Regions from separate parts of the Homo sapiens genome. Here region 1 is linked to region 2. Evidence: chromatin contacts called from ENCODE Hi-C data. All regions are on one chromosome and are shown on one strand. The core of a region is the stretch at or near the end of the contact, and the rest is flanking DNA. Distances in the headings are between cores, read along the strand shown. Region 1 overlaps MIR100HG (mir-100-let-7a-2-mir-125b-1 cluster host gene). Region 2 has its middle 18 kb from the start of MIR100HG.

Region 1 (4,596 bases), core at 599-3,098, 220 kb before region 2:
TACAGTGAGAAATAAGAAGCTAAATTACTATGCAGTAGCCAATAGTTATTCCCCAGGGCCTAGAAAGTGACTCTGTGCCCCTCAGCCTCAGTTTCCCCACCTGTACAATGGGGCTAGGTACAACAACCTGTTGGAACTCAAAAAGTAGCTGCTGTGAGAGAACTTATCAGTAGTAGTTGGTTTGTTCCCTTTGAACACAAATATATCAGATCTGATGCATCAAGGATATGCCAGTCCTGCAGCTCCCTGAATGTTAGAGCACAGAGGCTGCTTAATGGATCATGATCCTTGGATGCAAATGAAAATAAGATTCCCTCTTTTACTCTTTCCCTCCTAAGTCTATAAGAGGCTGTCCTAACAAGGTGACAAGCTGAACATGCAATAGAAAACTGAGCCCCTTTAGGCTGCCAGAATTGTAAGACATTTCTTGTGGGACAACAGCATTTCCCAGATGACTCAATTCAGAAGGACTAAAAGGAGTTTCTGTGACCTGAAGATGTTTGTACATCAGCTAATCTAGCTTTCCACCTTTGCTGGAATATGCTGACTGCATTTATTTCTCTAGATATCTCTCACCCAATAGTAAGACTCAGTAGAAGCACTACCTCCTCCAGGAAGCCTTCCCTGACTACACAGCTTGAATTAGTGCACTTTCATATTCTCCCACAACACCCTGGGCACATATACTTCTCTCTTAGCAATCAGGAAATTATATTGAAATTGTCTGCTTGTTAGTCTCTGTCTTCTTGGTGACCAGGTACTATACTTTACAATCTTTTTTACTCCAGTATCTAATACAGTGCTGGCATAATGCAGGAATTTAATAAGTGTTTATTGAACTACATGGATGTGTATCTCTCTCTAGAGTATTTGCTAGCATAAACCCCCATTTGTATTTTATAAGGGTATCCCATAACCTCTGCTCTTAGGAAGTTCTATCTCATATCTAACTCAGTTCTCTCCTGCATGCATATATTTCTCTTTTTTCAAACCTTGGGAGACCACAGCCGGTCACGATCCTCATTCTTATCAGAGTGATCATAGAAATCACAACTTGCACTCATCATTGTTTTTCTCTCAGGTTCAGCTTTATTTTTTTTGGTCTGAAATCAGGAATGAACTTTCACAGTCTCAACTCTGGCCATTTTTCCTTTTAACAAACAAATAGAAAAGAACTTCCAAGAATGATTTTGACCAGATAGAGTCTGCTCCTTTTAACAAGATTGTGTGAAGCACCTACTGTGTGCCAGGCTGTGTGTGATGGAGAGGGAGCAAATGCATAAGTCCCTGACATCAAGAGATCTTCAACCTAAAACAGAGAATAATGGGGGTACTGAATTTAATTCATAAAAAGTAGCACCCCACTTTCTTGTGATCCCTTGGTTAGAATCACCAACTTTTATGAGTTTGTAGAAAAGCCCAGAGTGCTAAAAAGTAAAAAGCAAACATTCCATTTCTGAGCAATTTGGGAGAAACTAAATTTGGCCCAGTCAGGAGACACGTTGGGGAGTACCTTAAAGGATAAGTGTCAAGTGTCTGTTGACATTTCTAAAGAAATCCATTTGCATTTTCACTGCTAAGGAGAGGCCGGCCTCCACTGGCCACACATTCAGAAAGCTGGCAGGAGCCACTGGTCAGCAACCCCCAATCAAACAGGCTTCCTCTTTCTGGCCAAAGAGCTCAGGGTCTGCGTGACTTGAGGCAAGTCATCCAGGGACATTTGGGATTCTGATCTAGTGAGCCAGTGAAGACGGTACAGATAAGGCCCAGACAGAAATCTGGCAGCCTAAGTAACATCTGGTTGGTCTGAGGTTTGGACTCTGGCTGGGGCCGGGAGCCCAGGGCTGGCGACTGGGGAGCCTGCACTTGGAGCTGGTGACAGCAGGTGGCGCAGGAGCGCAGAAACCAACCTTCAGTGGGCCCTGAAAGAAATCATGGTGTTAATGCCACCCCAAACCACAGCCAAGCAAGGCAAAGGCGACCATGTTGTCCTCAAGTCCTGAAAAGGGCAAATTGCACAGATGGAGCAAAGAACCATAGATGGGCAATTCTCCGGTAAAGAAAAGCCAAGGTAGGTCGTCAGAGATCTAGGTAAAATCCTTCGATGGTCAAGGACTTCAGAACTTTAGGAAATGTGCAAAGAAAATGAAAGAGAAAGACAACACATAACATTAAGTTCAGGAGCAATATAAGAGCTCCTGGAGAGGAAAGGCTCAAGTCACTTTGAACCCTTAGGGCAGCTGATGAGCCAGGTATCATTCTCCAAATAGCCTCTCCTTCCCTCCAGCAACAAAACGCAAACAGAATATTCACAACAAAAACCTCACCTATTACAGTTAGTAAAGCCTCGAAAATCAACATTTTTAAACAAAAAATGGAAATGTTATCTCCTTCTTAAAGCTAGTAGAAGGCACCTTCTTGTTGCCCCAATCTCTGCATAAGTTCTCCTCCAAAGCATATCACTGGGGGAAGAAGGGAGAAAGTTCCCCTCCAGTAAGTATCCAAGGTTCTTCTGTTTGTGTGCCCAAAATGGGACAAAAAAGCATAGTCCTACTTATCTATTTACCTAACACCATAAGTCGAGGAATTTTAAGCAGCTGATTCTAAAAGCTAGAATAAAAGCGTTACACACAAGATACGAGACAACCTCCCTCCAAAAGATAACGGGCACAAGCAGTAGACTGCTGAGATATGCAATGGAGAATCTTCCCTCATCCACTTAAGCAGTAAGGGTTGGCTTTGGGATAAATCTCAGGGAATGCAAAGAATATTACTTATTTTTCCATTTGGTTTACTTTCATGTTGTTACTTCTCTCGTGGGAAGTAGATGCCTAAGCTCTGATGTATATAAATCCATTTTCAGTGTTTACTTAAGTACATATACATACACTATAGCAAAATGTTGCTTTGCTTGAAAAATCATTGAAACATTTGATGTGTTTGCTCTCAATCAATATTCTGCAAAAAGCATCTGGGTTCGCTGCTCAACTAGGACAGTAGACAAGTCTGGAGTCTTTTCCATGAGCCACCTGCCACTTGCCAGCTCTATGGGGTCCCACATCACAGTTGTCCCAGTAGCAGACAGTATAAGGGCTATGTGATTTAGGCTGCAACAAAGGGTGATGACAGAACAGAGAAAGGCAAGGTGAATTCCCTCTGAATGTGACCAGAAAGGCTTCATGGAGAAGGACACTCCAGTTGTTTGACTACTCCATGCCTTTGGACATGTTTTTTTTTTTTTTTTTTTTTTTTTTTTTTTTGCCTGAAATGCCATTCCTCAACTCCCACCATCATCCTTTTGGGGGAATTTCCAGTTTCCTTCAAAACTAAGTTCTGATGTTATCTAGAGCCCTCCCTGACCATCACTTTGCCCCTTAGAAGTCCTATACAAATCTCATTCCAAATACATGGCACAGGAATGATGCTTGTGTCTTTGTTGTTGTCTTTATTATAATATTCACTCACCAGCTGGGAGACTCCTTTTTTTCTAATTTTTTTTTTTTTTGAGGTGGAATCTCGCTGTGTCACCCAGTCTGGAGTGCAATGGTGTGATCCTGGCTCACTGCAACCTCTGCCTCCTGGGTTCAAGTGATTCTCCTGCCTCAGCCTCCTGAGTAGTTGGGATTACAGGTGTATGCCACCACACCCAGCTAATTTTTTGTAATTTTAGTACAGACAGGGTTTCACCATGTTGGTCAGGCTGGTCTCGAACTCCTCACCTTGTGATCCACCTGCCTCTGCCTCCCAAAGTACTGGGACTACAGGCGTGAGCCACTGCATCCGGCCTTTTTCTACTTCTTAATGGTTTCCCAGATACCTCTCCCTACAGCTCCTCCCAACTAAGTAGGGTTGCCAAATAAAAACAGAACTGCCCAGTTCCATTTGAATTTTGAACAAACAACAAATAGTTTTTTAGTGTAGTATGTCTCAGATACTTCATATATCATATTCTCATTTGTTAACTATGGCAGTCTTATTCCTGAGATCACTGAGTTCGTGCCTTGTGCCCCCTCCCCGCCCTAGGGCAACCATTCAAAGCTTCAGGTGCACTTTCTCAGCATTAGCCTCTCTCCCCAGCCCTCCAGAAGAAAGGTGACACTCCTTGCACACACTGTTAGCAGCCTGGAAGAGTCATCTAAGGTCAGTTTCAGATCCATTTTGAGATTTTTTCTTTTTCTGTCCTGTATTGGCTGTATTTATTCAATAGAAGTCAAGTTTAAGTGTTTCAATTCAATATAATACCACTTGTTCAATTAATTGTTAAATAGGAGAATATCACTTACTTTTCATTTAAATGTGGTTTAACGAATTGCATGAATTACATGACTAAGACACTTTGCAATCTGTTAAATCCATGTTGAATTTCAAAGTATGGCAGGCTGGGTGTTGTGACATTTACCTTTTCAGCTCCTACTGTCTCTTTCTACCATTTCTCTCCTGCAGAAAACAAGGGAGATCCAGCTGGGAAGGCAGAAATCTGCAGAAACACATCCAATCCTATCAGAGTGCCCATCACCGAGAAACACCTTTAAGTTAAAGTTGCCCACTTTATTTCACTATCTTGTCAAATGGAGCTTTAAACATGAAAATAGAAAC
Region 2 (4,511 bases), core at 912-3,411:
TAGCAGCTCTTCTCTTGCAGTGGCCTTAGAGCTAAAGGCTTGTTGTTTGATTTCAATGACAAATGTCTCCAGTCTTTGAAGATATGTTTGATTTTAAAAGTCATGTGAGGTTAAGTCTGGTAAGTGGTCAGGCTGAGTGGCAATGGTTTGAGTTATTAAAAGCAAGGTGTTCCCTTCACTATGAATGATGGTTTTCTTAGTGATAATCTTTGCCTAACTGGACAGATAATTCCAAGAAAGATATTACTGAAGAAAAAAAAAGACTCAGTTCTTGTCTTTGTAGAGCTTCCAATCAAACTAACTCTTTAAGTCAGTATGACTGTCAGTCACTGAAAATTCTAACCTTAACTATTTATTTATTTATGTATTGAGACAGAGTCTCACTCTGTGGCCCAGGATGGAGTGCAGTGGCATGATCTTGGTTCACTGCAACCTCTACCTCTCAGGTTCAAGTGATTCTCCCGCCTCAGCCTCCCAAGTAACTGGGATTACAGGCATGTGCCACCACGCCAGCTAATTTTTGTATTTTTAGTAGAGAAGGGGTTTCACCATGTTGGCCAGGCTGGTCTCAAACTCCTGACCTCAGGTGTTCCGCCTGCCTCGACCTCCCAAAGTGCCACTGCACCCGGTCTCTATTTTTTTAAATAGTCAAATGGAAGTATAGAGCAATCTATTCACACTATCTCAAAAGATTATAAATTTTTGAGTCAGGAAGGAAATTTCCATTATTGTTGGCATTGTTGGCTGTGTGATCTTGAGCAATTTCCCTGAGTCTCTGTTTCCTTGTCTGTTAAGTTAGGATACTTCACAACTTTCTCAAGAGGGACCCTGAGAGGGAATTAAAACTAATGCCTTCAAGCATTCATTGTATAAAGGGAATCAATTTCTCTTCTATCATATAGAATGGTACTAGTTATGCACCATCCTTGGGGTAATTGAGAAAACAAGTCACTCAGATCATTTCCTATGTCCTATGGCTCAGATAAAACCAGGTACTACATGTGAAAGACTGCATGAGGATTCAATAGGATAATAAATAGCGTTTATTGTAGGTATAAAATAGCATTTACTATAGGTTTAATAAATAGCATTTATTATAGGTGTTATTTATTATATGTGTAATAAATAGCATCATGTATGGCACATGGAAGGGGTACTCAGTAATATTAGTATTTTTCCTTTTCTACAGCAGGTTGGAAATTGGGCTGAGGTTTTCACTGAAGATGATAGCAGTGCCCTTCCACAGTGTGACTCTCAAGGCAGCTTCTGGGCGCCCATCTGCCCAGAATGACAATTTTTCCTATAAGGAGGCACTTTTGAAGAAGGAGAGGAAAGGGATGTTGATTGGCATTCTGTCAGGCATTCCATGAACTAAGAAATGAATGGGGATCATGCTGGTGGCTGTAATGGATCTGGCAGCCCCATAGTCACTCCTTCTTCCCTGTATTTATCTGTTTACCTAATCCACTTCTTGACCGACAGCTCCTTGAGGGCAGGGGCTAAGGACTAGTCTTTAATTGTACCTTTATATCTGCAGAGACTAGCAAATATTAATACCTATGAGGCATTAACGACTTCACGGTTTCCGAGGAAAGCCAGAAGGTATGAAACTGGGACTGTGGAGCAACCTCTTGCTTTTCATGGAACTTTTAGCCTATGAGGCACTTCAGGGAAAAGAAGTTCTTCCTGGAACCCAGGAAGCTGAGTTCCTCACGTCTCTGAGCTCAGAGCGTCTATCTCATGTCAAGATCCCTTCGACAAGTGCAGGAGAGGGTGACAGGACGGCTGCATAATCAACCCCGCCAGCTCACACGCAAGCTATGACCTCCAGAAGGGACAGGACACCTTTAGAATACTTTCTACCATTTCGCAAGCTTCTGGGCACGAAGTTCTCTAATCTCAGGTCCCCACGTGACTCCACAGTCCATTTTTCTCTTCTCACATCTCATCTGGTCAAGCTTGACTAAAATTATCTTGTGAACCACCCAAGTAAACACTTGCCTTTGTCTCTTCAAATGGTGTCGATGATATGTCAATGTACACACACACCAAACTGATATAGTATCGCTAGCAGTGTCTCTTTAAAGAGGAGATGTTTTGGAAGGCAGGACACTCTACAGTAAGAGCCTTTTGCTGTGCAAGGTTCACAGCTGTTGCTGTGGCAACTCTCACAACCTCGCTGAGTATCCAAATAAATAGTTTGTTCTTTTTTTTCCTCCCTAAGTAAGATGGGGGAGGGGGACGATCGATGAGACTTGCTATTGGGATCCATTTGGAGTTCTGGAGTCAGTGCAAAAATTGAGGTTTCCTAAAACGACAAAGAAATAAAGGCTTTGGGAAAAGCCCACACCCCTCAAAGGCTGCAGATGGAAAATGGAAGGGAACTGCGTGCTGGAACCTTAGCAGGCGCCGTGGCTTTGAAAAGAAGCTCCCAGCAGCAAACACCCAGGCAGAAAGAAAGAAAGCTGCGGGGTTCCGACCCCACATTCCGGCGGAGAGCTCGGGCCTCTCTGCGGGGGGGACGCCCAGCCTCCCCCGGCCTGCCACCCCAACCCCCCTCCTCCGCTCCCCCCACAGACACGTCTAAACAGCCCAGGATCTCCGGTTAAACAAAGAGAGTGGTATGCCTTAAAAAAAAAAAAAAAAAAAAAAAAACAAACAAAAAAAAACTTTTATTTTCGTGTGATAGGTGATATGTGGAAAATTAATTACAGGAAATAGCACTGCGAAAAGCAGCAGCATTCGTCTTTAAATGGATATGGTCCCCCCCTTCTCCGCCCCCCTCCTGGCTCTTCCTCAGCCCGGCGCAGACAGACACCGCCCCTACCCTCCCCCAAACTCTTTTGTTATCAGTTGAATCACGTCTCGTGCCAAGCAAAAGGTCATTTCAGGTCATCTTGGAGATGAAAGGACGGGGTAATGTATATGAAGGTGCGGGAATTGGCAAGCCCAAAAAATATATACATACACATATACATATACATATACATATACATATACATATACATATACATATACATATACATATACATGCACATAGAGACAGAGAGAGAGAGGTGGGGCAGCGCGGGGGCGGGGGGAGCGCGGTAGTGGGGATGTGAGAAACGCCAGCATTCTAACAAGAACAGAGTGATGCCAGAAAGACGCAGGAAATGTTTCAAAGCATGACAAGCACTGTCCAATCTGTAGCTAATTCCTTATAAAAATAAGAATGTGGCTTATAATTGTTAGGTGCCTGGAGGGTAATTAGAGTTTCTAATTGTTCTCATCCACAATCTCATTTTTGACCCTTCATCAGAGAGCGAGAGATGCCGCCCATTGCGAAAGTGCGCGTTCTGGAAACGTGCTGCATCTGCGGGGCTTTGGCGAACGTGCTCTGCTGGGCCAGAGAGGCGGGACATATCAGACTTAGAGCCTCCACCAGAAGGGGGTTGGGGGCAGAGGGTTGGCCTGGTCCAGTCACCCTCTTGAAGGGAATTTAACCACCAGGGTATGTGGGCAGTATATTTAGGGTGTTTCAGTAGCAAGCACAGATCACTTTGTTTGGAGATAAGAAGAGAAAAAAAAAACGAAACAAAAAAAAAAATACCTTGCATAGAGTTGTTGTTGTTAATGTTTTCCCTACACTGTTTACTGGGTAGGGATGGCATGGTTTTTTATTTCTCTACTAAAAGAGACGCCACTCCCTCCTTTGAGTTTGTAATTCAATGCCATTTCAATAAAGACAATTGGCTCTCGCTGTCTCTGAATTCTTGCCAAGTGCATTTTCCCCTTTCTTTTCCTTCCCACTGCTGTATTTGAATGTCCTGTATTTGCCTCATCAATTTTTTTTCTAAGAAGCAAGTTTGTTTTTTTTTTTCCAATAACGCAGATGCCAACAGCAATCTATCAAGCGAGTGGGAGGTTTAGGTAATAAATCGTTTGTTCCCAGATACCAAAAGTTTCTTACATGGAAACTCCCCCTATAGCCTCCGCTGCCATGGGCTCCGCTCCACTCCCTCTTCTTACTAGTCAAACTCCATCTACCACCCCCCATTCTTTCCACACCCACAGCAATTCAAACAGGGAGGCTTCTGAGGCAACCAGTTAAAGGTAAGCTGATTCTTGACAGGTTCTGTAATAGTAAAGCCAATGAGATTTGGTAAAATTCGTCTGTTACCCCATCAGTCCTGGAAAATAGCTTTTTACAATGGTTATCATCTCAATGTGTGGCACCTGCTAGAGAAACTGGCCTCCATATATGCCTATTCCCCAACTCACACCATTATAAAGGCATACTCACTAAAGTTATACTAGCTTCCTCATTACTAGAGTCATGTGTTTCTAAAGAAATACAAGTCATTTCTGTAACTGTTGTAGATGCTAGCAGCAGAAAGCTCAACATCCTGGGGGTTTGAAGGGAATGGACTCAGTTCTTAACAAAATGGCATTCGTATATATGGGGTGTAGGGAGGTGGTCATTGTGCAGAATGAAGGGAGGAAGGAATAGAGAGTAGTCCAGAGGGTCGGGC

What was found. Hi-C counts contacts between places; a loop is a spot of excess contacts on that map. Pooled maps may share reads with other maps.
Region 1: a loop to region 2 is called in a map of heart right ventricle, with 4 times the contacts of the local background. The contact joins two enhancer-like sites. A Hi-C loop is called at or near these places in 20 of 168 maps with a recorded cell type or tissue (Caco-2, IMR-90, Right ventricle myocardium inferior and 14 more) and 19 of 50 pooled maps.

The regions. Positions count from the first base shown.
Region 1 is chr11:122,213,710-122,218,305 of GRCh38, forward strand. The region is part of intron 2 of MIR100HG (mir-100-let-7a-2-mir-125b-1 cluster host gene); the gene reads right to left. Among named protein-coding and RNA genes, the nearest start is that of MIR100, 64 kb to the left of the region's middle. RefSeq lists an enhancer at 1,941-1,990. Within about 2 kb of position 1,849, at least 11 of the 41 ENCODE cell types and tissues checked have a DNase peak (open chromatin) inside an H3K27ac peak, as active enhancers do; they include ascending aorta, dorsolateral prefrontal cortex, gastrocnemius medialis and 2 more, where a contact is called at or near this core.
Region 2 is chr11:122,438,175-122,442,685 of GRCh38, forward strand. No RefSeq gene overlaps it. Among named protein-coding and RNA genes, the nearest start is that of MIR100HG, 18 kb to the left of the region's middle. RefSeq lists an enhancer at 3,251-3,915. Within about 2 kb of position 2,162, at least 17 of the 41 ENCODE cell types and tissues checked have a DNase peak (open chromatin) inside an H3K27ac peak, as active enhancers do; they include ascending aorta, dorsolateral prefrontal cortex, gastrocnemius medialis and 2 more, where a contact is called at or near this core.